Linked DNA regions of Mus musculus: regions 1, 3, 4, 5, 6 and 7 are each linked to region 2. A link is a loop called in an ENCODE intact Hi-C map of the cell type or tissue named here. Cell type or tissue: left cerebral cortex. All regions are shown on one strand.

The links. A loop is a pair of places that touch in the nucleus more often than their neighbours do. Peaks named below come from ENCODE experiments on the same cell type or tissue, not always from the same donor. Only the 100,000 strongest peaks of a DNase experiment are listed, where the experiment ranks them.
Region 1: it touches region 2 in a loop (3-fold over the local background); 2 of 42 quality-filtered maps call a loop at or near these places.
Region 3: it touches region 2 in a loop (6-fold over the local background); 3 of 42 quality-filtered maps call a loop at or near these places.
Region 4: it touches region 2 in a loop (2.3-fold over the local background); 2 of 42 quality-filtered maps call a loop at or near these places.
Region 5: it touches region 2 in a loop (5-fold over the local background); 3 of 42 quality-filtered maps call a loop at or near these places.
Region 6: a loop joins it to region 2, with 7 times the contacts of the local background. A loop is called at or near these places in 14 of 42 quality-filtered maps.
Region 7: a loop joins it to region 2, with 4 times the contacts of the local background. A loop is called at or near these places in 6 of 42 quality-filtered maps.

Annotation. Positions count from the first base shown.
Region 1 is chr2:44,557,427-44,561,426 of GRCm38, forward strand. No RefSeq gene overlaps it. Among named protein-coding and RNA genes, the nearest start is that of Gm39806, 58 kb to the left of the region's middle. In left cerebral cortex, no CTCF peak of the experiment used is centred here; DNase peaks (open chromatin) are centred at 73, 431, 827, 1,259 and 1 more place; H3K4me3 peaks cover 864 bases; H3K27ac peaks cover 2,712 bases.
Region 2 is chr2:43,784,957-43,788,956 of GRCm38, forward strand. All of the region lies in intron 2 of Arhgap15 (Rho GTPase activating protein 15), which reads left to right. Gm39804 (a long non-coding RNA gene) reads right to left here and starts at 3,159. Exons shown (of 3, transcript XR_866182.2): 1 at 2,391-3,159. In left cerebral cortex, a CTCF peak has its summit at 2,497 (motif pointing right); DNase peaks (open chromatin) are centred at 440, 859, 1,352, 1,700 and 3 more places; H3K4me3 peaks cover 1,963 bases; H3K27ac peaks cover 4,000 bases.
Region 3 is chr2:45,111,506-45,115,505 of GRCm38, forward strand. It overlaps Zeb2 (zinc finger E-box binding homeobox 2), which reads right to left and starts at 1,774. Exons shown (of 10, transcript NM_015753.4): 1 at 1,318-1,774. It overlaps Zeb2os (zinc finger E-box binding homeobox 2, opposite strand), which reads left to right. Exons shown (of 3, transcript NR_110572.1): 2 at 1,338-1,488; 3 at 1,594-2,582. In left cerebral cortex, a CTCF peak has its summit at 1,626; a DNase peak (open chromatin) is centred at 1,659; H3K4me3 peaks cover 3,904 bases; H3K27ac peaks cover 3,790 bases.
Region 4 is chr2:43,975,758-43,979,757 of GRCm38, forward strand. The region is part of intron 6 of Arhgap15 (Rho GTPase activating protein 15); the gene reads left to right. Among named protein-coding and RNA genes, the nearest start is that of Arhgap15os, 88 kb to the right of the region's middle. In left cerebral cortex, no CTCF peak of the experiment used is centred here; DNase peaks (open chromatin) are centred at 1,630, 1,878, 2,185, 2,967 and 1 more place; H3K4me3 peaks cover 284 bases; H3K27ac peaks cover 2,036 bases.
Region 5 is chr2:45,094,558-45,098,557 of GRCm38, forward strand. All of the region lies in intron 2 of Zeb2 (zinc finger E-box binding homeobox 2), which reads right to left. Among named protein-coding and RNA genes, the nearest start is that of Zeb2os, 15 kb to the right of the region's middle. In left cerebral cortex, a CTCF peak has its summit at 2,311; no DNase peak of the experiment used is centred here; H3K4me3 peaks cover 681 bases; H3K27ac peaks cover 4,000 bases.
Region 6 is chr2:43,900,640-43,904,639 of GRCm38, forward strand. The region is part of intron 6 of Arhgap15 (Rho GTPase activating protein 15); the gene reads left to right. Among named protein-coding and RNA genes, the nearest start is that of Gm39804, 110 kb to the left of the region's middle. In left cerebral cortex, CTCF peaks have their summits at 2,144 (motif pointing left) and 2,344; DNase peaks (open chromatin) are centred at 2,137, 3,046 and 3,531; H3K27ac peaks cover 1,171 bases.
Region 7 is chr2:43,849,206-43,853,205 of GRCm38, forward strand. The region is part of intron 4 of Arhgap15 (Rho GTPase activating protein 15); the gene reads left to right. Among named protein-coding and RNA genes, the nearest start is that of Gm39804, 63 kb to the left of the region's middle. In left cerebral cortex, a CTCF peak has its summit at 2,204 (motif pointing left); a DNase peak (open chromatin) is centred at 2,196.

The DNA.
Region 1 (4,000 bases), 770 kb after region 2:
GGCCACGACAAAAGGAAACAGAACACGAAGGGGGGAGGTCCCCCATTTATAATGTGTGCAATGTAAAATGCATGAGGTAGTGACTACGGGTAGGTGGTGCCTGGGGCCAAATCGCAGCTGCACATTCGACAGAGTAGGAGGACAGTTTGCTGATGCACCCAGAGGTCTGGGGAACCTCTTACAGAAACGGCTATAAATACTCTGCTCCAGCATTATTTTGCTGCTTTAAAACTTCACTATTCATACATTTTTAAGTTTTAAAATTTGGTGCTTAAAGTGTTGCAATTTATCTTCAGTAATATCCTTACAACACACACACACACACACACACACACACACACACACACACACACACACACACACCCCAGATTTTATTTTGCACTTCTGTAGATTCCATTTTATTGGCTTGGTACCGCCTACTAGAAATCTCGGGGCAAAGCCAACAAACTGAAATCTAGGGAAAGTAGCTGTAAGCAGAACAGTGTAAGTTCTCTCTGCCTCTCTGGATCAACTGGAAAAAGGACACTCTTGCTTCTTCTCCTTTTAACTGATCACGATCCGAAACAGCCTCCACCCTGCCCCCTGGGATTTAAGATAGAGGTCTCTCAGCTACGCCCTGAGTTCTGCAAAAGGTAACTGTGCAAGGCTCCCTGGCTCAACGTTACAAAGCTCCATCCTTTTTCCTGACTGCCAATACTAAAATATACCGAAATAGGCTAAATGACCTCGGAAATTGCACCACCAACCTGCGTTCGATTTTGGATTTTCTGGCACTGCTGTATCAGTTCGGAAGGAGAGGGGTTGGTCTGCCTGCACATCACCGGCTACACTGCAGGCAACAAGGCCACACAACTCCTTAGTCATTTTACCAACCTCCCCCCTCACAGGAGTAGCCTTCTTTTCAACCGTACTCTCCTCCAACACTATGTTTTTTTTCCCACAGTACTTTAGGAAAAAAAAATTCCAAATGCTTTTTCATGTGGTTCCAGTTAAGTGAGTTGCCCACACCCCAAATCATACCATTTGCATTCAAGATTAATAGCTGCATATCAGTGATTCTTAAATACCTTCTGACGCATAATTTCAATTTAAATGATCCTGACATTATTGGGCAGGCAAATGCCTGAACCAAGATGCATGTGGACTGGCTGCAGCCAGATGACAGTCCTACAGTTGGATTAAAGCACAGTTAAGTTTCTTCAACAGTTGAAGGCAGAGAGGCATCTTTTTCACTTCCCACGAACAGAATGGGAGATTAACAAATCACACAGGGTTTTGCCCATTCCCCACTTTCTGATGCATCTTTAGCATCCACTGCTGTGAGCTAGCCACACCCTCTGCACATTCTGGGTTCATTCCTCAGAAAGGGAAGGTAAAAGCTAGTCGGGAGGTTGCTTTTTCTCACGGCTCGGCTCTCCCTCTGGTGCACCGTCCCACTGCCCTTGATTTAGGTGTGTTGTCACTTCTTACCACCCACCGAAGGCTTCAGTTTATATTAACAAGTGATGCTCACGGAGAGGTTTCCAGATGCCAGAGTAAAGATTTCTTCATTGTCTAATGGATGGAGAAAGGAGAATGGCAATAAAACCCGATCTTAAGTCACCGAGAATCCGGCTTCACACATCGAGAGGATTTCTCTTTCTTTTTTGAATGTACTTATTTCTCTTTAAGTTCTTGAATCCCGCCACCCCCCCCCCCCTTAAAAAAAAAAACCCTCAACTTTGTGCATGGCTTCAAACTCAGTTTTTCTTTCCTAGTTTTAAGTGTTTATAACTGTGCAAATTTACCCCCTCCTCCCCTTAAGAATTTCACAATAAATCCCTGCACCAAATAAATTAAAATCAGCAACTTCAGACACTCAAGGAAGAGACATTAATCCACTTAGTAAAATACCCAGAACTCCCCCTCTCAGTTTCAGCTCTTCTTAATGTAACGTTAGTAATTGCAGCTGGCTCCTTACACTTCCACCCTCCCTTCTATTCTGAATCATATTGGCCTTGTTTAACCTTCATTTCCTCTTCTACCCCCCACATTTGTCCACATACTTTTCTTTAACCAGGATTCTTTTATCCTGCTGCCTGGATTGAAGGCAAAAAAGAACGGAGCTAGGAGCTTAGTACTTTCTGGTAAAATCTTGTCTCCGCTCCACTATTAATGCTTTGTAAGTTTTATATATCCTCCGGCTATATAGTTACTGCTCTGCATTCCCTTGATTGATCACTAAGTTCTTTGGGTTTTCCAGAACTGCTCCATAATCCTGAAGCAACAGCTTTTTCTTGGCTTGCTCTTTGGAATGTCTTTCCTGGCAAGGACAGGCATTTTGGTTTGACTGCAATTCTTAAGTTCAATTCAAAGCTAATTTGTTCAGTTAGGTTTTTGCTAGGATCGGCTGTGCTTCGCACTGTTCAGTCCTTCAGTGGTGTGTGGTGGAGGGTGGGCTGTGAGAACAAGATGTAATAGAGTTACATTGTACTTGATTATCAGTTTTCAAAACCAGCTGCATGCTTTGATATCTGTGTAAGGAAATATCAGAAGATAATATGTCATTGGTATTTATTACTCTATAATTAAGGATGTGTCAGTGTTTTCCTCTAAAAAAATAACCTCTATTTTCAGAAATTCATATCTCAGGCATAAATTTCCCTATGAATTAGAGCCTAATACCATATTAGAAGTTGCTTCTTTTTAAGCTACTCCTCCGTTCTTTCTCTTCTTGGGGAAATGTTTCAGGATGTTGTTCCTTGGTTGTCTCTCTACTGGGGCTGAGAGGAAGCAGTCCTAGCAAGGCACAACTGAAGGTGCTGCCAGCGTCAGCGTTCTGCACTGACCCCAGCCTTCTGAGAGAAGTGGGGGGCTGCCATTCACAGCTTTCATCCATGTAGATAGACAACAGAGAAGAGTCAATTCAGAAATGTCACAGGTGGCAGTTGGGGTCCTAGTGCCAGGTATCAATGCGTTTAATGCATACATGGCCAGAGCAAGCATGGACCAAGCATGTCATGAGGTACTGGCGACTTACCGCTCCAGGCTTCTTCTGATAGCCACAGAGGGGAGAACACGGCAAGCCAATAGTGGAAGACACACTTTCTACTTCCCTTTCTTTATTGGACTTGATCAATGGAACCAACCACAAACTCAAGAACGAGCCCCAGGCCTGTCTCTGCCTCCTGGGGACCTGATGCAGTCCAGTGCCTCAGATTCTTATAAGCAAATTAAATTGTGAGGCCAGAGAGACAAAGGTTGGACAAGAGGACCAATACGTTATCCACATGGATGAATCCAGCACAATGTAAAAATGCAGAGAATGGTAGAGATTGTTTCAGACATCATGCACATTCAAGGGTGGGATAACAACAATCATAAAAATACATAAAATACTAGCCACACTTCATGGTCTCTCCTGTGCCTCTTAGCATCACCAGTATGGCCACGCCGCTTGCTGTCTTTTGTATGGAGGGAGAGAAATCAAATTGAAGATCTAATTGAGTAATGCAACGTGAATATGAAATTGAAGATCCACCTGAGTAATGCAATGTGAATTTGATGTTTCTCTAAAGGTCAAATTCTCTCTCTTTCTGTAGCTCTACCATAGTCTGGTTCTTAAGTATGTTGGTCTGGTTTAATTTTCTCAGTTGTGAATTGGTACTAGGAATGTTAAAGTTTCAAATACAAATGACTTCACATTCTAAAACTCAAAGTCGCAGGAGTATGTTTTCCCAGTAGGAGTGACACCCAGCACTCTACATTATATCTTTAAACACAGTAGCAGATAGAGAGTCATAGAAACATTATAGATTATCTCTTAAAACCATCAATGCAGAGCTTCTGGGGTTGAAAATCAGATGGAAGAGTTCTGGAAACAGAAAACTGGGAAGTGCTGCTGGGATCTTTGTTTGTTCAAGACAAAAGGAAGATACATGGGTAGTGAAGTCTGACTTGTCCATAATATGACTCACATTTAGGCTACTGTGAAGTCTTTGGCTCCTGTTAAGTAAAAGGA
Region 2 (4,000 bases):
TTTTCTCTTAGTGAATGGCTGATGTGTTTTTTATTAGCTGGGCATTCTTAGTGCACAGAGTAGAATTATTTCCTGACGTATTCTGCACACCCTGAAGATAACAGGTCTTCCTGATTCCCCTGATAGAATTTGCTTGCTTTCTTTTCTTTCTATCTAGCTCTGTAACACAGGCATCTGACCGAACATTATGTAGAAAACAAACTGATCATTTCAATTAAAATTTAAACACATACACAAATGCAATCTGAATTGTGTTTTTTTTCTGATTTGAGAGCAAGCCTTATGAACTGCTCAGTGCTGCATTTTGCAGTTGAATCTTTCTTATCTCATCAGGGAAAGGACAGTGTCTTGTTCGTAATCTTTATTGGACTATTGTAGATGACATTTGTAAGCCATTTTGGTTTATAAGGAAAAGCTGGAGGACAGTGGAGTGAGACTCTCCGCAGATCCAAAGCTCTGATACGACAACGTAATAATGTGTCTTCCACTGCAATTTTCTTTGCCGCTGAGAGGTCAATTCTGTTGAAGAATCTTTTTGTACCGTCTGTAAACGTTAGCAGCACTGGCTTTCAAGACACCATTCAGCTTTGTGTACGATATTAAAATCCTACAAGAAGTAACATTTCAGACACACGGAGTTAAAAGAAAACAAAACAGGAACAATGAACAGGATCTCCCAGTTTGCCTAAGGTGGCTAAGGTCTCCAGCTGTTGGCAGTCACGCCGTGGACAGACGGAAAAAGTTTGTTAGTTGGAATTTCTAGTTTTGTTGAATATGCCTCAGAGAAGGTTCTAATCCCACTAGAGATTTCTGTCCTTGCTTGTGCCATCCTGTGCCATTTCGTGCTGGGAAATCTTTTAACTCTATTTACCAAGTACAAATTGGGGTTCCCAAAAGGCGGGGGAAGTTTATGGGGAAATTAAAGAGCCCATACTTCAAAGAATGAGCCAGGGCTCTGGAGTTCACACATGTGGCAAGCACCGTTTTCTTTTAACTTGAGCAGAGAGCTAAATTTGTTTATAATCTCCTACTGATTGAGCATGGTGAAGAATGTACATGAGATACATTTTTTTAAAAGTTAGTCCTCTGATTACTAATTTGAATCCAAAACTCTAACCTTGTTAGCATCTGGACTTATTTCCATAATAACAACCCCTTCAGAACCTACAAAGTAATGAATAATTGACAACAAATGAAATGTTTTGATAGTTGTCGGCACAAAGCATGTTTAATGTTTTGTGTTGCTTCCTAGCTAATTATGTAGATGACACATTTGTCAGACCTTGACTGCCATTAGAAACGTGTTTCCAGAGGGGAGAAAAACAGGCTATTCATAGAGTAATTAACTAGAATGCTCAATGACCTGTGAGAGATTCAAATCGCTGCCAGTTCAGACATTGTTTTGTTACAGAGCAGAGGGGTAATTAAAATTCCAAATTACAGTCCTATGATGGAGCATTTGTTTGTTGACAGTATACTCTTAGTCTAGTTTGTTAATTCTTTTTTAAATTGCTTCTAATCCATTTTATAGCTCTAGTAGTTCCGTCTTTGAATTTACTGACAACTAATATTATGGTAAATTGTACTTCAATGGAGGACTGCCTGCTTCAGTTTCCTGGGAGCACAAGGTGGGTGGGATAGAGACGCTCCCTCCTGAAACTGACATTCAAGGTGCTGTCAGCAGGATGCCACCAGTGTGAAACATCTTGTTAAACACCCCATCCTTGATTCTGTGTTAGGAGCAATATCCCAGTTTTAAAACGAAATACAGAGATAAGAAGGAAAATTGCAATGAACACCTAAAAATGCTGGGAGACACCTGTCCCCGACAAGAAATGATAGATAAGGTTTCAGATACTCAGAAAGAAGAGGGAGGAGGTGTAGCCCTGTGGAGGGCTTGAGAAGTGATGCTGAGACAAGTGTGGGGTTAATATCACGGGATACAGCAGTGCCCAGGGATGCTCAGCCCCATCACTCAGTGTGGCAGTTACTGTAGCAATACTTTCATCCCAGGTCATGAACAAACCTGGGATAACAGGTGTCACTTACGTGGCTTTCTGAGGGGGCATTAGAAAGGTTTACAAATCTAGAGGGCTAAACGAGCCTAGAAAGAGCCAGCTCCTGCACCGCATTTATTTAGGTTGCTGAAAGTGAGAATATAGTTTTATTAAAAAGATCTGACAGGAGTCACACGGTGTTTGATGCAGGCGAGCTGACAGAGGCAGACAGTGAGCGCTGATTATCCCCAAAGTCACTGTCAGCTAGGATTGATTTTCACTTTCTCCATTTATGTAACGGTTCCTGTAATACAGCTGACCCCGAATCACGTTACCTTGTCATTTCTCTGCATGGATCAAGAAGAGATGAGCTGAAAATAGCTAGATACCGACCTTGAACTTGCCAGAAAAGTGAGAAGTGACAGTGGGCTTTTCTGTAGTTCATCCGGGAGGAGGAAGACACACGGTTCTATGCCGAGTTCACCGCAGCAGCACAAGGGGGCAGAGCAGTACTGGAGATCACAGGTAAAAGCGGTAGCTCTGTGAGGAGCCAGATCTGTGTGAGAGCAGAGGTCTGATTTTTACATCTTAGTGAAACATAAAGGAGAATTACTGATGAATCAAAATCTCAGGTCCCATGATGTTCATAGTCAGTAATCTAAAATTGTACATTCTAATTAAAAGAGGTTACCTCATATTCTGAGTGCCAGCAACTGTGCTTTTCCACTTGGTTATCTGCAGGGCCTCGTCTTTTATTTATATAGTACTCTACCTTCAAAACAACCCCGAGTGCAGTCAGGATTGGCAGGAGAGTATTATGGCAAGCTCCAAAGGTAACTTGCAATTTTGAGATAGGTGAAATGTGAGGGAAGGAATGGGTTTTGCCAAGGAACTCTAAGTTTGTCTGTGTGTGTATTTTCTAGTGTTCGTGTTTGCCTCAGTTGTCAAAGACCACCTTTTAATAGACCATGATTATAAGCAAGGTTAACCTTAAACAAGGCATAGTGAAGAGTCCTTTACTTATTGAAACCGAACCAACGTTGGTTCATAGGTTAGGTTCATACAGTTTGCCATGTTAGGCAGAGAGCTGAGAGATCAGCAAAGAGTAACTCACTTGACCCCCAGGAGCTGGTTACAATGCTACAATACCATCTTTGCATGTATAACGGCTCATAAATAGTTCTCCAAATCTATGTAATTGCTAGATCTTTTCTTACATGTGGTAGATTCTACATGTCTGTGTACAGTCTTACAGCTCATGTGAATACATACAGAGTTCTATATCTGCACATATATATTATATATAAAGAAATAGCACACAAGTAAGCACATACAGCTGTATAATATATACTAATTTGTGTATTTCTGGAAAATAATTATTTACTTATAATTACAGGCAAAAAAAGCCAATAACTTAATAATCTTTTGTAGGGTCAGCCCAGTATGTTCTGCCAATGTTAAGTTCTAAAAATAAGTGGAATTATAACTTTGAAGGGTGCAATAAATTGGGGATCATTCTGTCACCAAAAATGAACCCAAAAATATCTTCAGTAAATGAGTCATCACAGAAATTTTTAATACGTAGATTTTGGCCTCTAGTACCAGGAAAAACAGTGCCCCGTGTGGGGAACTGAGCATGTCAGAGGGGCACTGGAACGTTCACAGCTCTGAAGTGTGTGTCTAATGCTGATGCCTCTCAAGCAAAGTCTTGAGGAGCTGTGTAAGAGTCTCACAGACTCTGCCTTCCTGCTCCTGCTCTGAGGGGGGTGGACTAAGTGCGTAGACCTCCGGGAGCCCTCTCCTGGGTGGTAGTAAATCCATCCCTAAATGGTTGATTAGCCTCTGCGTCTAAGGTCACCGATGATATAAAGCTGTTGATGGCTAAAATAATTCCCCCGAGTTTGGTTTGGGTTTTACTTCTTTTTTCCCCCCTATTCCCTCTTTTCAGTTTGCGAGGCTTTTAATAAGGGACTCCGCTCCCTGATGTGTTCAGATTCAGTTCA
Region 3 (4,000 bases), 1.3 Mb after region 2:
ATAAAGAAATGGTCACACAAGCTTGTGGGATGAAACAGCTGTCTGTCTGTATTTCTGCTGAGACTTACAAACCACTGCATATAAAATATATATTTAATAAAATAAGTTGCTAGTTTTATGAGCCAGTGTGTGTGTGAGGGAAAGACATGGCATTTGTGCTGTAAACTTTATTTGTGAATGTTAGTCTTAACTCTGGAGTAAGCGATCTTGCCCTCATCATTACAGGGTTAGCATGTGAAACATGTAAGTAGGTGGGAGATAAACACGTTTATGTTAGCTGAGCTCAGCACTGTGCCTGTGACTCTTGAACTCCGACTTTTCAGTCCCAAAGTCTGGAATGGTGTGGTGTGGTGTGGTGTGGTGTGGTGTGGTGTGGTGTGGTGTGTGTGTGTGTGTGTGTGTGTGTGTGTGTGTGTGAGAGAGAGAGAGAGAGAGAGAGAGAGAGAGAGAGAGAGAGAGAGAGAGAGGAGTTCCATGAAAAATCGATGTGTATATTACTTGGTCATTTAAAATAAAATATCAAAAGTTACCCTAATTTTAACCCTATTATCCTGACAGCAGTTTTCTTCCCAGCTGTTGCGACCCCCCCTCTCCCATACACTTTGGTAAACGACTCAAGTTCCAAGAGAACTTTCACTTCTTTATTTATAATCACAGAAGTGAGGTGTTACTTCACACACACACACACACACACACACACACAAAGAATGAAATAAAGAAATGAAACTCGCTAGGCAGACAAAAACAGTCAAGTTTCTGCTTAGAAAACAGCCTTCTCCGGTGGGAAAGGTTAGACTAGTCTGCCAGATCTAAGAGAAGGACTTGCTCCCGAATTTGGTAGGTCTTTCTCGAATAAGTTTTATAATTATTAACAGGTATTTGCCAAGTTTTAATTGCTTGATATAATGAATTGAAAGTCGGTGTGAGAACAAAGCAGTAGAAACTCTCCACTTGATGAGTTTTTTACCCCAGCCATTCAGTTCTCAACAAAACTTTTCCTAGACTATGTAGCAAAAAACACCTTTGGTTACCTGAATGGACAGGTACAGGGCGAATTACTGGGGGAAGGGGAAAAAGGGAGAGGAAAGGAAAGAGAGAGTAAGGGAAGGCATGAGAAAGCAAAGAAGCCACTCTTGGGAAAAGAAAGCCTGCCACCAAAGAGCTAAAACCACCTGAAATTCCTGTCCAGAGACACCCGGCTCACTTCAGACTAACATTCCCACTCAAAATGAGAAAATTAGAGAGGGAGGGTGGGGGGCAAGAGCACCAAAAAAGGATAAAAAGAGGAGGAAAAGAAGGGGGGGGTGGGAAACCTACCTGTGAAGTCTTGTTTGTAGTTTTGGCCAGAAATGGTGAGAAGAAAAAGCATGAAGAAGCCGCGAAGTGTGGGGGAGAAAAAGGTGGAGGCGAAGAAACAGCTCCCGGAGCAAACTGAACAAAACCTCGCCAAGAGTGTCTGGAGGCAGGACCGTTATTCCTGCCGAGCAGGTTAGAACTGATCTCTTTTCGGCCACTCCAGGAAACACAAACCTGGGGACGGACTGACGTGTTACGCCTCTTCTAATGACATTTTTTTCTTTTTCTTTTCTGTAGGGGAGAGAAGAGAGACCCTGAAACACGCGCCACCTATCTTTGTGGGGAGGGATAATTGAAGCGCCCTGAGCGTGAGCATCATGTGAAAACGTGATCGCCAAGTTTCTCTCTGGGAAAGGATCTGGGATAGATTATACCTTGAAGTCTCCGCAAACGCTTTAGTGGAAGAAATGAAATTCCACCTCCCTCCCTTCCTCTCTCCCTCCCTCCCTTCTCCACGCCCCCCCCCCCCCCCCCCCCCCCCGTCAAGCAAGCCTTTGGCATCATTATCCTCATCACTAAATCCTGCAGAGTACTGGGCGGAAAACGGTGCACACCATTCACAGAACTGGAGAACTCCAAGGGGCGAAAGTTAAAGGGAAAGCTCTCGGGTCTTCCATGCAGATCTCTTGTCTTATACAGATATCTCTGGTGACTAGGTTTGAGGTGCACGTCAAGTTGTATGGATACCTCAAGCACCGTTTTTGGAACTAAATTCTTGCCCTTTCTCTTATTACATTTTTTTTTTTAAAGATGCCAGAGCTAGGGGAGGGAAATGCTACTTGTACACTGCATCTTAGGATCTCAGTGTGCAGTGTATGTGTGTATGTGTGTGTGTGTGTGGGGGGGAGATTTTCTGGATTGGATCCCTATATTAAAAGTTTGGCATTTTAATAAAGGGTCTCTAGGTTAACATAGAGCTGTACTATGCTGGCCAATCTCTGGACCCCTCTACACCTCATGCAGACCACATTACAAAGTGAGGGGACAGGGGCAGGAGGAAGAAGGAGAAAGGTCAGAGGAACTTAGGACGAAAGAAAGAAGAGGGTGACACTAAACTGTGTGGGGTCTAAGTTTTGAAGTGCATATTTTTGATATTGCAATTAAACTAAAATTAAAAAGAAAAGACTCCACCTTTGCTCTGAAGGGATTGGTTATGCAAATATGGAAGGGATTTCCTGGAGAATACAGCTTTCTACTGTATGGTTAATTAAATAATCACTCAAAAAGCTTCCAACGTGACGCTTCTGTCGTAATCCAATCAGGTTACATAGGTCCTAAACAAGAAAGATATTTTCCACATCTGGAAGTCAGCAATTTAGCAAGTACTGCACATTATTAACCAATTCAGAGCCCACTTCCCAGGGGATTTTTTTTTGAAGTTTAAGTGTTCTTAACCAATGCTCTGCTGTTTTGTTAATCAAAAAGCTGGTTTACACTGCACATAATTGGAACTAATATAGAAGTAAATAAAGACAGCCAAATTTGAGGATGCTCTGTATTTATAGGAAAAGGAAGAAACTGTTTTGCCTCAACAGTTAAGGCTTAATTTCTTAAAATACTAGGAGACCCCCCCCCATTATTTTAAATAGTGAAAGTATTTAAGAACCCGAGAGCACAGAGAGATGCCCAGTCTCACAGCCTATAGACTCCAGTATAAAGGAAAAGGTGGAGGTTTGAAGAGGGCCAAACAGCTGCCTCTTATCAGTTTTTCTGCTTTAATACTGTCAAATATGTCATAGTCCCCTGTTTTCAGTCTGAAGAGACCTGAAACAAATAATACCCTGATCCAACACTAGACTTTTACTCATATTAAGATAAACTGCTTTGAACTGTGCTTTGAATGTGTGCCTACAGCAAGACTTTGAATGCAAGAGTCACTGGCGATTGCACTCAAAGGAGGGGAAAGCCACCACAGGGGCTGCTGCCACAGCCACACTCCCAGAGCTACAGGGCTTTGTATTTTGCATGTTTATTTTTCAGTGGTGGTGGTGGGGGGAGGGTAATAGCCACCCAGCATGACCACAGCTAGATTTCATTCTAGGGTGCAAGAAAGCGGATTTTCACAGTTGGTTACACACTCTCCTCTTTCCTAATTTGAGCATTTACAATGAGAAGGATTGGATAAATTAATTTCTCCATTGCCCCTATCACAGATAGAGTACCTATAGATGATCTGTAGGTTGTTGGGATTTGCAGTCGAAAAATTATTAATAAAGAAAAGGATTTCAGCATGGGTCAAACACATCCGTGCTATATTTTACGTTTCTCATACTATCATGTAGCTGTACTAAATATATGTAAGACTTATCAAGTTTCCTCCCATAAGATTTATCACTACTGTTCATATCCTTTTTCCTTCCACCTCTTTCCTTAAAAAAAAAAAAAAAATCAGAGACCACCTTCTTCCAAAGTGTGCCGTTAAGCCTCCCTTGGAGGAATAGGGAGCCTGTTTTACGGAGTGACTATTGGCAAGCCCCTTCTGCAGGCACCCAGGTAGCTACTGGACGTCTTTTTAGTCCAGACACACCAGTGCAAAGGCACAATGAGACTATATGGCAAGTCGAACAAATAGCTACAAACCTCTGACCTTATCATGGATATAAAATATCTTCTTACTTCAGATCTGACAAAATAGACCATTAAC
Region 4 (4,000 bases), 190 kb after region 2:
CACCGCATCTCTACAGGAATTGAGTCACGAACACAAGTTTAGGGCTCTGATGCTTCCTTGAGAGTGAATGACATCTTAATCTGACTCAAAAATAGCATAGATGATTTAGAATTGTTTCTTTTGAAGCTAAATATTATTATTGTATTTACAACTAATGGAAACTTATTAGAAGTTGTCTCAAAATTAATATTTGCGTGTAAGGTACCTGGCACATTTTAAGGTTATGGGGACTGGTTTCATTTTTTTTTTTTTAATTAAAAGTTGTGAGCTATAAAATTAGTTCTTAAGGAAAACTTTAGGTAGCGGTATAGTAAAGAGTAGAAGAATTATGAAGCTAATCTTCTTTGAAGGATACAAGCCCACTCTGTCCAGATTAAATAAAACATCACTGATACCACCTGAGACATTTCATTTGCCTTTACAATAAAATGGTATTTCATAGAAACTATAACAGGGGTCTCACATATTTACAGTACATTGGCTATCTCAGGGAAGTTTTGATGACCTCCTGAAGACTGAGGTGTCTAAGTGGTCCTCTTTTATACGGGTCAGGAGAACAGGACTAGAGAGCATCAACTAGTTTGGTTTTGTGAGGCTAACCCCTAAGGAAAAGGTGGGGGGACTAAGAGTAAGCAGATGAACAGGTAAATCCCAAGAGCTGAGGAGTGGCCAGTATGACTTGTTGAGACTGTAATTGGAAAAAGGTGAGGGGCTGCTTTGCAGAGCTGAGAGATGCACAGAAAACTCAACTGAGTTGATACCTGATTTTCTCAGAAAGGCTCCCTGATATCAGCCATGCAGAATTCAGCAACACCAATACACAGCAGCTGCTTTTCTACCCAGGATAATTTACCTTTTTTTTTTTTTAACCTTAGTACATTAAAGTCTCCCAGCATTATTAGCAAGCAGTTTCATTTTAAACCTCATTTGCTATTAATGTGATTTTTAAAGTGCCCCCAATGCTGGAAAGTATTATTCATTCGGTGTATTTACTGTATGGGTTTTTGAGGATGTAAAGTCAAGAGAACAGCCAGAATCAGCTCAAACTTGCCCCACATGGTTTTCCTAATACCCTTCAAATCCTGACTTCTGCCATTGAAGCCATATGTCTCTTTAAGCAGATACACTCTGCAGTGCCAACATGTGTCAAGGACATCCCTAGGTTACCAAAATCATTTTATGTGCAACTTCTTCTAATATCCCAAAGTACTCTCCCACCTGAACCCCACCCCAACCCCTAAAATACAATTTTAATAATAGGCATTAAAATGTCATGCTGATAATAAACTCAGAGATATATTACAGAGGATCTGCCTGTATTTTCTTTTTAAATGCTTTTGGCATGAACATAATGGCGTGTGTGCACAGACTCACCCGCAGTGCCTAAATTCTATTTTTTTTAAGGTTTTGGTTATGAAGTAGTGCAAAATTTCAAAATCAAATTATTCAATGCAGAAATGTTAACTTACAGAGAAGCTGGGAAGACAGGGCTATAAATTTTTGTTAACGGACAGTGCAGAGAGATTAGAATTATACAGACATGCAATGTTGCATTTTCATCTCTAGTCAAGAGTTTTATCACCATATTATCTTGTGTTGCTTCTGGGGAAGCGACAAACAGTAGGTTTGGCCATCTCAGGGACAGAGGTCTCTGGAAACTGCACCTGCTCGTTATGTGAGAAATCCTTCTGTGGGCAGAGAGAAGGATTTCAGCATTATTCTCAAACTGTTGCCTAATTCTTATAACTTGTGCATGTATTTTTTTTTTTTTTGAGTCATGATTGTACAATCTGTTACCCATTTTGGGATAAAAACACTATTGAAATCAAGCATACTGACTTAACCAAGCTGCATTTTTTTCATGAATCGGGTTGTAAAGTTGATTGTCACTGTGCAGCCATGTCTTGTGTAAATTCACACACACACACACACACACACACACACACACACACACACACACGGAAGGGCATCATTTAACAATTTACTCTTCTCAAATAAGGAGCTTTTTCTGTTGTCGTTGTTGTCGTCTTCCTTCTGATCTTCACGTCTTTGAAACACCATGAGTCACGGTGTTTCCCATGTAACAAGCAGCTCGGTTCTTTATTGTCTGCGAGGCTTCCATGTACTGCAGCAAATTTGAATTGGATATGTTGTGTTCAAATTGATAGTACTGAGTAAGCCAAGAAATGCGTGCCTTTTCCTTTAAATGGGAGCTGCGGCAAGGCACAGTTATGGTATGGTATACTGAACAAGTCAGTCGGCACTGACCAAAATGTTGATGGATATACAGCAGATCAAAACGAGGAGAGTCATTTTGAAGTGCTCGGTATCTGTCTGACATGATAGGCTTATGAATTTATACCCCTTTGCAAAAAAGAGTCTTCACATTATTTTGTCAGTTTGTTTCAATTTGAGAGGTGTAGAAAATTGGTATTCATTTTTTTGATATAACCCTTAAATTGTACAATTTAAGAAAACTGGCTGAAAGAGATAAATTAAATGGGTAGAAATATTTTCAAATCAAAGACCGACTGACATATATAAAAATGATGTATGTTTCTTACATGGTCCACAGGGGGAATTCTGCAGGCTTGCTATGATCTCTACAATTTGCTTCAGGGCAAACTAGATTCTGGGATATTCTATTATCCCTTTGGTCTGTTTATCATGGAAACTGATGTACAATCGAGAGTCCTTTTGGTCTTTCTTTCTGTCAGGCTGGAACTGGAAGGAATTCACTTATCTCGTCTGCTCACCTCCAGGAAACTGCTGCCGCAGAGTTCAGTGACCAGTAATCAATTATTATTGAGAAGCAATCAATTGCTAATTTCCATAATTATGCACATCTAAACACTATGAACAAGGAAGAGAAACAAAGCCGCACTCCAAGCCTTGCCTTGTTAGCAGTATTTTGTTAACACAGGCTCTAAAAAAAGCTGCCGCAGCTGGTACCACAAATGTGTTTCCAGTATTCAGGCCATCAACGTGATTCGTCGCTAAATGTATAGAATCAGCTTCTTGCTAAAAACTACAATTACAGGTGATATACAGATTGAAATCACAGGGCTGGTTTGTCGAAGAAAATTGTCCTAATGATGGGTTTTCGGATGGGGAACGCAGCTCTTTTCTTTCTCTGTGATGGGTTGTGAAGGCAGCTGCACCTGCCTCTATGCTGTATTCTGCCGCACTTAATGATATCTGATGATATCATTAGGCAAAGTGTTCATAAACAGATGTTGAGCCTGTGCCTAAATGCTGTCAGATGAGCGGTTGCTGGCCTGAAACAGTATTATTTATATAGAACATTTACGTTTGTTATGTTAATAACCCCACTATTAGCTCTCTGGATGTTGCGTTAGGAATGTAAATGTAGTTAATATGAATAACAACCTCTTTACTCTTTGTGCTGCGGTTGGGTATAACTTTTAGGCTTTGGGAGAGAAACAAAGATACCCCCACCAAGTCCTTTTGACTTAGTGATTTTTTTTTTTTTTTTGGCACCACTTGAAATTTTGATCAGAAGATAAATAGTAAAAATCAATAGGACAGATGTTAAATATCAGACTCTGGTTTTCTGGACAGTAGTAAACTTAGAGAACCCAATATCTCCGTATTTTCTCCCATGAGCCCAGGCCATCCACCTGATGTATCAGAGTGGTCATTGTGGATCCCCAATGACAAGTGTCCATCTCAAAAATTCCTAAACACTCTATCATCCATCAGCCTGATGTGGTTGGGCCCATGATCTTGTTTTTGTTTTGTTTCCTAACAGCACTACATTTCTAGACCCATGTACCAAGACATGGTGGTCATGGGTCTTAGCCATGTTTTTCTGGTTTTGTTGATGACTTAGCCATTACTGTGATGTCATGATTGCAATGCCTAGAAAAATTGCAACGCCTAGAGAATTCCATGTGTATTTAAGTCAAAGTCGAATTTTATGTCTCATAGTTAATTCATGCAGAGTAAGTATGCAAATTCTGACAGTCGTCCAATGTAC
Region 5 (4,000 bases), 1.3 Mb after region 2:
CTTGGTACTGATGAACTCGGAGCCAAGCTATAGCTGAAAGTGGGTGGGGGTGGTTGTTCCTGTCAGTCTATCACACAGCCAATGCTAAGAAAGTATGCTCAGACAGGTGGGGGTGCTTTACCTGGGAGATTCCAGCTCTGCTTTTAGTGGCAGTCTCCCTGCTTGTTAATAGCTGTACTTTTGTGCAGCTGTGCAAGTCTCTCTTTGTCACCTTCCCCATCTTCATAACAGCTCAGTAGAAAGATGCTGCCTTATGAATGAAGGTAAAAATAACCCTGAAAATCTCAAATTATAGCCTCTTTACATAACGAACAGGGAGTGCCCTGGCAATAGACTTCAACAACTACATACATATATGTATCTACATGTTGTTCTAGCATTCATGCTTGTAAAGTTTCTAAAAGTGGTAACATCTGTGGTCCTGATAGGCTATGCCATCCCCACCAACCCTCCTAAGAAGCCATTTGTCTTGGAGAGAAAATTAAGTACCTGATCCCAGGCCCAAGCCAGTGTGAAGTCTCTGCATCTTCACACTCTGACCCACTGCGTTCCTTTGAGCAGCTAGCTGCTTCCCATGGCTACCTCCTCAATATAAACTCGCTAACTAATCTCTTAGCAAACACTTGAAGCAAACCTGGAGAGAGGAAAAAGACAGAGAGAGAACAAAAAACCGGCAAAGATAAAGCCTGAGACCCATTCAACAGGACACTGGAAACTAAATTTAGTACCAAACTTAAGATTTCTTTTGAAGACTTGTCTGTTGTCTGTGGAGCGGGAATTTTCGTACCCCAAGTTTTATTTTTAAGTCTTAACCTAATTCCTCTGCTGTCTTAAGTAAGGCTCACTTTAACACAAACTCCCCGACAGTGGATATGTGCCCTACTCTTTCAGGTATTTCTAAATGGCTTCCTTTAGCACTACCTTTTAAATAATATATCTCTTTTTTCAAAGTTCTTGCAGTGCTGTGTGTACACAAGGTAACTGTCCCTTAGGAATTTACGTGAGAACACACTGTTGGAAATAAATAATCACTTTCAGCCAATGATCAAAGAAGAAATAAATCTTTTACTCTAATAAGGCTTTTTAAAGGCTGAAATCCCATTTTTAAATGGGTAAGAGCTAAGAAGGTACTGGGAGTCCGTTTCTTTTCCAGAGCTATGTTCTAATACTGGTTGCATTGGGGGGTGGGGGTGGGGGGGCTGGAGGAGCAAATGGACCCTGGGGTCTTCAAAGTTAAAGCTTTTTAAAATAAAGTTGGTATGTAGTAGCATTTGAAAAACTTATTGTTCAGAATTTAGGTTTTAATATCTAGGAATAAACAGAGCATTAAATCAAGCACACTGTGACAAGGCCAATATGCACACGGGTGACGCCAGTAAGGCATCTCCAACCTTTGTTCACAGCTTAACAAAACTGTGCCGTCACACCACTTTAGTTCAACAGTGCCTGTCGAATGGGCATCAACAGATCAGCCAATGCCTGTCATACACGGAGCTTGAAGACTGCTTGAAAGCAAGGGTTTATTCGACCCCCAAGTCTAGCTGGAAAGAGAAGAGGATTTTAAATCATCTGGTAAAGACACCAGGCTTCCCCCATCCCCCCTCCCGCCGCCCTTCTCCAAAGTTTAAAACTGTAGAGAAGAATGGGGAAACGTGCATCTGTTTTATAGACATAAAGCAGAAAAACACGTACTCTGCCAAAGATAGAAAAAAAATTTTATATTTATTTTCATTGTGAAAACAAGTTTTGCAACTATAGAATTCTTCTTAAAGTGGTATTCTCAATAGGAAAATAAAAAAAAAAAAAGAAAGAAAGAAACATTCTCACGGTTTTAAGATTTTCGCCTTGTTTTGGGGCCTTTAAACAAACTCTGTCATCAGGATAGAAGGGAATTATTTGACAAAGAGAATTGGCAACTCCTTGCTATTCACAGGAGTGTCTCTTCGAACATATGTTTGTTACGTGTCTGTTTGGGTTGACCAAAATGCATTTTGCATTTACAGGCTCCTGGTTTCTGGTCTCTATGAACATTTAATCTGCTTCAGAAGAGAAAGGCAGCAAAGAGACAAATATTGTTCATGGTCCCACAAGTTAACAATTTGGGAGCAGGGGAAAGAAAGAGAGTGAAAGAAAGAAGCGCAAACCTTCTCATTTTCTTCTAGAACACCGATCATGAGATTTGGCCTTCGAGCTCTGCTAAGTACCGAGGAGATGCCTCAGATAATTAAGTGCACCCACTCCTCTTTAGGCATCCAATCAGAGTAAGCAAACGTGAACCTAGGCAGGGCTGAGGGGCCCTAGTGGTGGGAGGTGTTCTGAATCTAGACCTTTCCTGCTCCTTCTGGAGTTTCAGGTGCTACTGACATTGGCCCAGGAGGGGCTGGGGTTCCCCAACACTCAAGCTGAAAATCTTTCCCTTTCTCCCAGCCTCTCCCCCTCTCTGTCAGACTCGGCTGCTGTCAGTTTGCTGCCTGTACGTTGGCTGTCTCTTCTCTAGTCTCTACCCTGTGAGTTTCTGGCCTGCCAATTTCAACTTGAAGCTTGACTGGGCTGATTTGATGCAAATACCTCCAGGGAAAACCCTGAAACTGATGAACAGTTATGTCAAGTCGATTTTGCACCATCGGGAAAAGGTAACCTCTGTGAGAAAAAAAAAAACAACAAGGTTAAAGAGACAAGGGCTTTTCACGTGTAATACCTCCGCTGCACAGCTCGCTCACTGTTTACCGTCCCTCAGAAATTGTAACTGTCAGAATTAGTCCTAATTGCAGATGCGAAAGCTGCCATTATAATAAAAACAGAGGCAGTGCAGGCATTAAATGTAGCAGCCTAATTTGTGAGACTACAGAAAAGGTAGAGTAAATGAATATTTCATTACTTTAATTACCAGGGACTACTCCTTTCTTGCTGTCTTATGATAAGTGTTGCTGTAACTAGCAACAGCAAACATCCACTAAAACATAAAGTGCAATAATCGTCCTGCTGTCAGGATCACCACTTTAAAATACGAGCAGGAGAAAAAATATAATGGTTTATCTATTTCTTAGAGATTGCAGAAGTAGAAGACGGAAATTCATTTAACATCGGGGGAAAAAATGCACACACAAAGGCACCAACAAACAGGGTTTAGTCAGAGAATAATGGCTCTAACAGAGAGAAGAGAAATTTCATTGACTATCCATCTGAAATGCTGGCCCTAAAACAATGCTAGGAAGCAAGAAAGTAGTATGTATCGTGTTTGGATGTTTTTAAGGCAACATTTTTTTGTTGTTTCGTGTTGCACGACGCAATCATCTGAACATTAGAAAATGACGCTCAAATCACTGGAGAGAACACATGAGGAAAGGAAGCCGTTTTCTGAGCGATTAAGTAAAAGTGGAGAAGGTTCGAGTTGGCAAAAGTTTAGCTCCAGTTTAGTTTCATTGAAAAAGACCAGATAAAGCCTGCCAGAAAAAGGACTTTGCCTGTAACCCGAATACCGGTTCCTAAGACTTAGGGAGGGGCAATAATCAGTCACCCCTGACACCTCGGAAAAACCTTGCCCACCTCTCTACACTGTCAACTTCAAGTGTGGGGGAGGGGAAGAAGGTGGACCTGGGAGTGGGGGTGTGGCTGAGGAGGTCGCTGAGACTGGTTGAAGCCAGCCTGTCTCTGCATTTATCACTTTGTCCCGGAGGAGGTGTTTGTTCAACATAGCAGTTTGACAGCACAAAAACACTGTGGCCAGGAACCCTATCAAAGAACCTACTGGCACATATCATTTGTGGCCTGGGATTCATGGAGCAAGGCTACCTCACTCTTTATCTGCACAAGTATAAAGTACTATACACCTCTAAGTATTTAGTGTAGCTTAAAGGTCTCCCTCCCCCTTTCTCCTAAACACTATAAACACCACTTTAAAGTATTATCTTCAGTTAGGATTCCAGAATGCTGAGTTTCTTTTCTTTTCTTTTCTTTTCTTTTCTTTTCTTTTCTTTTCTTTTCTTTTCTTTTCTTTTCT
Region 6 (4,000 bases), 120 kb after region 2:
TATACACAGACACACAGGGAGATAGAGAGAGAAAGAGAAACACACACCAATATACACATACAAACATAAGCACACAAACATATACAGACACAAGTATGCATGCATAAGAGCTCTCTCTCTCTCTCTCTCTCTCTCTCTCTCTCTCTCACACACACACACACACACACACACACAGAGTGTTTAAATACCGCTAGCCACAAGAAAGGGGAAAAATCTGGGCAGTGGTGAGAAAAACTCTAAAACCTCAGAGCAATGTTTAAAGCAGGATAAGAAAATAACAAAGCAATCATTGTAAACAAAGGCTTGAAATGAACTCAAGAAAACAAACGGTCAGTTTATGATGCAAACCAATGCCAGCACTTACAAGAGAAGTCTACACAAAATCCCAAACACACTATGAGTGAAACTTACTAAGAACTAACCAGAGAGTACAGATTTAAAAGCATGAATATAATTTAGAAACATATACGTACATGCAAATGCAGATATGCATACAATATCAATCAGTTATAAAAGAGGCCATGAATTAGGAGTGTGAGAAGGGGTATATGGGGGGGGGTGCGGGGGTTGGAGGAAGGAGACAGGAGAAATGCTGTGATTAAATTAGAATCATAATTTTTGGAAGTCAAGGATATAGAATCTAGGAAGATGGCTCCGAGGTGGGGGGAGAAGAGCACTTGCTGTGCAGGCATGAAGACCTGAGTTCAATTCCCCTATACCCACATAAAAAGCTGTGGGTGGCGCTGTGTACCTCTGTCTGCATGTGTCACTGCAGAAGATGGGACAGGAGTATTTTAGGGCATTCTGGCTCAGACTAGCTCTAGCTTCAGTGGAAGATGGTGTTTCAAGGGAATGAGGTAGAGATGGACAGAACGGAACTCCCAACTCCTACCTTTGGTTTCCCTGCAAGCATTCACAAGGCACGTTGTCTTGTTTTTTTCTTTGGGGTTTCTTTTGTTTGTTTGTTGTTGTTGTTGTTTTGTTTCATTTTGCCAATTTGACACACTCTGGAGTTATCTTGAAAGTAGAACCTTGGTTGAGGAAATCCCCCAGTCTGATAGCCTATAGGCAGGTCTGAGGGGGCATTTTCTTGATCAATGATTGAAGCAGGAGGGCCCAGGTTACTGAAAATGGTGCCACCCCTGGGCAGGTGGTTCTAAATGGTATAAAAAAGAAGCAGGCCGAGCAAGTCATGAAAAAATAATGCAGTCAGCAGAATTCCTTCATGGCCTCTTGCTTTAGTTCTCACCTCCTGGTTCCTGCCTCTGTTTCCCACCGCCCCCACCCCGACCCCCACCATGATGGACTTTGACCTAGTAACCAAATTAACTCTTTCCTCACAGGTTGCTTTTGGTCATGGTCTCATGATCTATATCACAGCAGTATAAACTTAACTACGGCACACATAAACCATGTAAACACATACACACACAATCTTATGAAACATTTCATCTCCAGCATGGGTGTAGGGTTTCTAACTCATTGCAGGGTGTACATTCCACCCAAATTGTTTACAACAACAGAGTTAACGTGTTACAAAAGTGCCTCAAAGGACTTTGATCTACTGACATCGAACTTCCTTTAGTACCTTGGGTAGACTTAGTAATTCTGAGGTGTCTTATCTGTTATTTAAACAATGCTTAATTTTCAAGAGTCCCATGCCCATGACCAAGCTAAAGACAGACTTCTGATGCCTAGGATCTATGATGGATTTGAACTCAAATCATGGCAGAGTGATTAGGAAGTGCAATTGTTAGATTCACAGTATGTGCTCATGAAGCTGTTGGAAAGTACGTGAAACCTTCCTTCTTCGAAAGGTGCTCTGGGACATGCACAATCACAGATGTCAGTGTCCATCTGAAAGGAAGAAACAAAGTCTGACAGTTTAGAGAACAGGATCAAATTAAACTCAGTAGCAAATTAATGGTTAGTCAGCATAAAAATAAATATTTGGAGGCCCACGTGCTAGAAAACAAATGTGTCCCGTGAAATATAATTAATGGCATGAGAAAGTGGCTGGCTTCCTTGCAGACAAATTTGTCCTTTTACTAAAGTAAGGATTGTTCTATTATTAACACTGGAAATCTTAGATGGGCAGCAGAGACTGCTGCATTATTCATAAAAGCGTTGCTGCCATCTGGTGGCCGTTTGGCAGTTCAGCACAGACTGCTAATTCCATTTGACTGGGTCTCCTGTGAGGCTATGCAAGACAAGGCTCTGGGTGATTAAAAAAAAAAACAAAACGAAAGTGTGAACAGTTAGGTTTAGATGTCATTCACTTGATGATGCTCCTTGTTCCCCATGCCTTGGTAGAATGAAAGTCTCAAGCAGTAGTGAGATGATTATATATTTTTGGCTTTACTGTGAGTGTGTATTTTACAAGGCTTATCTAAGGAAGTTACTCTTGGCTGTTGTTGACTGACAAATTTTATTGACATTCAGTTCTGTTGGCAAATAAATATGTACTCAAATATTAGGAAGATTTATTGAATCTAAAGATATGTTATTTTGTGTAAATAAGAATATATGTGAGATGCTGTAATCCCTCATTTGGATCTAAGCATGAATTTTCTTAAGTTATCATTCACTGAGCCTGCTTTTGGAAATAATACAATTTATAATATCAAAAAGAAAAATGAACAGCAATTCATAAAACTCGAGATTCTATCTCGTCACTGACGGGTTCTATGAAGAAATCTTATTTCATGGCTCAGAAACGTGTAATCTGATATAAAGAGGAGGACTTAGAAATTGAACGACAAATATTTAGGTTACATTATGTGTTAAGAACATGAAGACCCAGGCAACGGGGTACCCACTCATTCTCTCCAAGATTAGGATGACTTTGTGCCCTGGACTATTCTAAAACTTCCTAAAATCCTAGGATTTTTTATTGCATGTAGTCCTAAAATCGTAGGCTCATTGTATGTGGTAAAATCTGAACCTGAGAATGGATATTTATGTAGATCAAACGTCTTTGAAGAACATAAGATATAATGAGTTAAAATTGCCCCAGGAGGGAGGTTGGAGCTCCTTGAATTCTCAGAGATGGTATTTAATAGTTAATGTCCATGTTCCAGTGGACGTTTCCTTGCCATTAAACTGCCTTATGATTTAGTAAAAGTTGCCTGCCTACAAAGAGGCATTGCACTACACTGGGAGAATTATAATATTGAATGAATGTTATTCTTTACCATAAAAGTTGCAAGTGACTATTTTTAAAGAGAGACATTTGGATTTTATTTTAAAATTCTCTGGAAGGCTTTGGTTCTATGTATATACATTTGCCATTACCTCTGTTACTAGTTACTTTTGATACTGAAAATATTTCCTTCTTCAAAACATTTAATTTGGCTTATGGAAAATCATGTGTCCCATCTTCCCTGGAAGAATGCTAAAGTCCCTTCTCCACCCCCCACCCCCCCCCCGCCCCTTCTCCCCCACATTCTCCTCAGGAGTATGATGCAAACAAGACACTATCTAGACAGTAAGAGCGATGTGTCAGTTATACCTCTGTCTCTTTCATACATACGTGTACACTTTAATGTAGATCTAGCCCCTGAGTTGGCCTGAATACAGTTGTACGGTGGTTTCTAATGGCTCTATAATTGACATAGTAAAGCTATAGCGAGAATACTCAGGTATTAGTCAAAATTTTCTATTGTTTGTCTCAAGAACATTTGCTTTCTGGTAGCTTTTTCAGGTTCTTAGCAGCCTATTTCTGTTTACTCAGGAAGATTATTCATATCCTGTAGCCTTAAGCACTTCAGCGTGCAGTTTCTAGATGTTAGTGCATAGTGGGGTGTTTACTGGTGTGTTGGTTCATGCAAAATTGTAAAACTGGCAGCCATATCTCAGTGAAAACTTTTTCATTGTATTTCTTAAGAACTTGTTTACAATTCTCTTTAAGCACAAAGTTTCTCATAGGTGCCTTTGACTTAAGTTTGCCTTTGCCTCTACTGTTAGTTTATTGTTGAGCAGTTCCCAGAAAACCGATTTT
Region 7 (4,000 bases), 64 kb after region 2:
CTGTCTTTTCTTTGGACAGGAACATTTCTGACTTAAAAATTTTGAGATGGGTGGGTGGCCCCATTCCTCAACTGGTAGCTGTGCCTATCTACTGGAGGTGATCTCTACAGGTTCTAGCTCCCCTTTGTCAGATATTTCAGCTAAAGTCATCCTTGTTGGGTCCTGGGAGCCTCTTGCTTCCCTGGCATCTGGGACTTTCTAGTGGGAGGACAAAAAGCAAAAGCGGTTCTTCTATTTCTTGCCACCCTTGACCCCAAGAGCTTCCCCTGCCATTTAACAAATATCACTTGGAACTTCAGAAAAGTTTTCTCTGTATAAAGCCATGCTGTGCCATCTACATCTGACATTGCTCCTTATTTTGATCTTGTCTTTCCTACCTTATTTATTTGTCTCAGTTTCTGTCATGTGCTGTTTTTTTTTTTTTTTTCCTGTAAGGAAAAATAAAAAGTATTACTCATGTGAATAGGATAAGGTGGCAGGAGGGAGAAGCTGCTGGCTTAATCTTACATTCATAAAGGGCCCCAAACTTAGCCTTATTTTGAAATGAGGTTATACACATTTCCCTTGTGATATACTGACAGGCTTGAAAGCAGAATTCATTCAGCATTCAACTTTAATTTTTAATTATGAACCTTGAAATTATGCCTCAGCTTTTCTGATGAAGCTCAGGAACCTTTTTATTTGGGGAATTTCATACTCAAAGCTGTACGGATCCTTGGCCTATCTGAAGCCCCGTGATGATTTAGTAATAGGGTATTTTGGGGGGGGGGTTGTTTCGTTCTATTGTTATGTTTTGTTTTTCTCTTTCATGGAGCTTAATTTTACAAAAGGCACCTGATCATGCACTTACATGAATTGAACATCTCACACGTTTCAGGATGCACACCCTTCCTTTGTTGGTCCCTCTGTGACTGTGTACATCTCCTCACATTTAGATCTCACTTTGCTCTCCCATTTCGAAGGGTACAGAAATACTTGTGTGAATATGGATGGAAAGTGAGTCTGAAAACAGTTTCAGTGTTCACATATACTAGTGCCTGCATTCCTCGTAAGCTCAGGGTCCTTAGACTGTGATTGCATGTGTGTGCCTGTGTGTACCTGTGTGCTGATATTGCCATCAGTATCTTTCTTTTTTTCTTCTTTCTTCCTTCCTTTCTTTCTTTCTTTCTTTCTTTCTTTCTTTCTTTCCTTCCTTCTTTCTCTCTCTTTCTTTCCTTCTTTCTCTTTTTCCTTCTTTCTTTCTTTCATCATTTCTTTTTCTTTTTTCATCCTTTCTTTCTTTCTGAATATATACTAAAGTGTTCTTCAATGTGAACTTAATAACTTCCGAAGCTACATGTTTTCTTACAGCTTGATTTTTATCCTCTTGTGCAAAGAATGGAAGGAAAGAATGAAGGAAGGAAGGAAGGTAGGGTGGGTTAAAAGTGTTCTTAATGCCTTTGAGACTTTCTGCTCAGTGTCAATAAATCAACACAAACTTAACCTGTCTCTTTCTATCTTTCTATCTTTCTATCTTTCTATCTTTCTATCTTTCTATCTTTCTATCTTTCTATCTTTCTATCTTTCTATCTTTCTATCTTTCTATCTATCTTTCTATCTTTCTATCTTTCTATCTTTCTATCTTTCTATCTATCTCTCTCTGTCTCTGTCTCTCTCTGTCTCTCTGTCTCTGTCTCTGTCTCTCTCTCTGTCTCTCTCTCTCTCTCTCCCCTTCCTCCAATTCTCCTTTCCTCTTCTTGCAAGACTAAAAGAAATGTGTATTTTACATCTACTCTCTCATTGGTTCACCTTTTTAGCACATTATAGAAGGTTAAAATATGAGAGAAGAGGCAAAAGTTCTCAAAGCTGTTGGTCTAAGAGTCTAGAGGGCTTTATGGTAAATCATTCAGAGGCACTTGGATAAATTACCAGCCCAGAATCGAATCAACTCCAAAGTAAGGAAACCAGGTAACTGAGGCAGGTGGCCCAAAGAGAGTCAGAAACTGATGAGGTCATCTCAAAATAAGTTCTTCTGGGTTTGTTGGCTTTTTGAGTATCTGTAAAGAACATGAGGCAGAGGACAGGACACAAAGCTGTGATGTGAAGAGAAATGAGCGTGTTGGAGGCCCTAGATCCTTAGACACTGATGACTATTTCAAGGGTCATTTCCATCCTCCAGCCAAGTAGGTACATGCTGCTGTTATTCTGTGCTGCCATCCGGTGTCCATTTGGTAGAATATCAAGCTGTTGTCTGTGTCAGGCAGGGGCTTTTATGGTTTTGCTTGGTTTCACATTCTTCCATTTATTCCACCTTACAACTCACAACTTGCTTTTAGTAACTTATGTGAAGTATTCCATTTGCCAAAAATACCTTCACAGTTGCCTGTATCCAAACCATTGTTCTGATACGAATTGAGGTCTGGCTTTGGAATTATAGTTCAAAACTTTCATCCTATTAGATGCCCTGTGCTTTGTCAAAATGTAAAACAGGTTCTCTTTTCTTGTCCATGGATCTACTTTCAGCACTGAATGACTAGCTGTGATTCTTCACTGACTTCCTGGAAGTGGGGACCTGCTCATTCCAGGGGCTACCGACTGACTGCTGAGTTCCTAAGCTACATGTTTTCTTACAGCTTAAATTTTTGTCCTCTTGTGAAAAAAAAAGGAAGACAAGAAGGAAGGAAGGAAGGAAGGAAGGAAGGAAGGAAGGAAGGAAGGAAGGAAGAAAGGAAGGAAGGAAAGAAGGAAGGAAGGGAAGAAGGGAAGAAGGGAAGAAGGGAAGAAGGAAGGAAGGAAGAAGGGAAGGAAGGAAGGAAGGAAGGAAGGAAGGAAGGAAAGAAGGAAGGAAGGGAAGAATGGAAGAAGGAAGGAAGGGAAGAATGGAAGAAGGAAGGAAGGAAGAATGGTAGGAAGTTCAAGAAAGAACCCTCCTTCATGGGAGGGTTAACATTGTTCTATGTGCCCAATGTTATTATGAAGACAGAAGCTTTAGCTGTTCCCCACTGGTGTAGGAACACACAGAGACTGCAGAAAGTGGTACAGAAGGCTGGACTCACCAAAAAAGGCAGCTCTGCTTCTAGGAGAAAGAGGTCTAATGCTTTTCCAAGACTGTGTTCTCTCCTTCTAACTCCTGCCATGAAGCTCAGCAGAGAGCATGCATAAGAGAAAGGTGCATGGTCCTGCTCCAGAACAGCTGATCCTTCAGACCGGAGGTGGGCTTCAGAGGTAAACCCCTAAATCTCTCCCACATGACTGTGTGCCCTTATTAGGTAGGACACAGTCTCAGTAAGCTTCATTTTTCTCCTCAGTTATACTGACACCTCATTCACCTTGAAGAGCTACTAAGAGGAATGAATTCTTTCTAATCTTTAGGGTCTGTCTTCTAGTCAGTGATATAAATCCTTCAAGTCTGTCTTACTTTACCTTTATCCTTCACTTACTATCATTACTTTTCTTGTCTGCTCTTAGAATTGTGTGGCATAAAGTGTGTGGTAACCTTATTGGCTAAATTGTTAGAATACAGGATGTATGGGAAATATATTCTGTGTACCAAGTGGGAGCCAAAGGAACACTATAGCTTCTAGTATTGACAGGTTTCAGGAGGAGAGAAGAATCTCAACTATCTAGTTGGGGGCTGGTAAGATGATTAATCCCAGTCAAAAGAATAAGGAAATACAGTAAGAAAGTCCAAATGGGATGGCTTATTCTCACAAACTACAAATGGTTTTAATAAACTGAAGTCAGCTAAAATTGTGTTGCTAACATTGATGATATCCTCGGTCAGTCAAGTTAGCAATGTTTAAATCTTTTTTTAAAAAAATACAGCATAAGGACATAGATTACATATATGACAAGGTCTGTTTTCAGGGAAATTGGACATGACCGTAAGTTCTCATGTGGTCTTAAGTAGGTCTTAATAGGTTAATAAACTCTGAGACTAGTTTTCTGTATGAGTACATGGGAGCTTTAGTAGCTCTCATATTTTTGTTCTAAGAGTATAACCTTTAGCTTGGCTATTAAG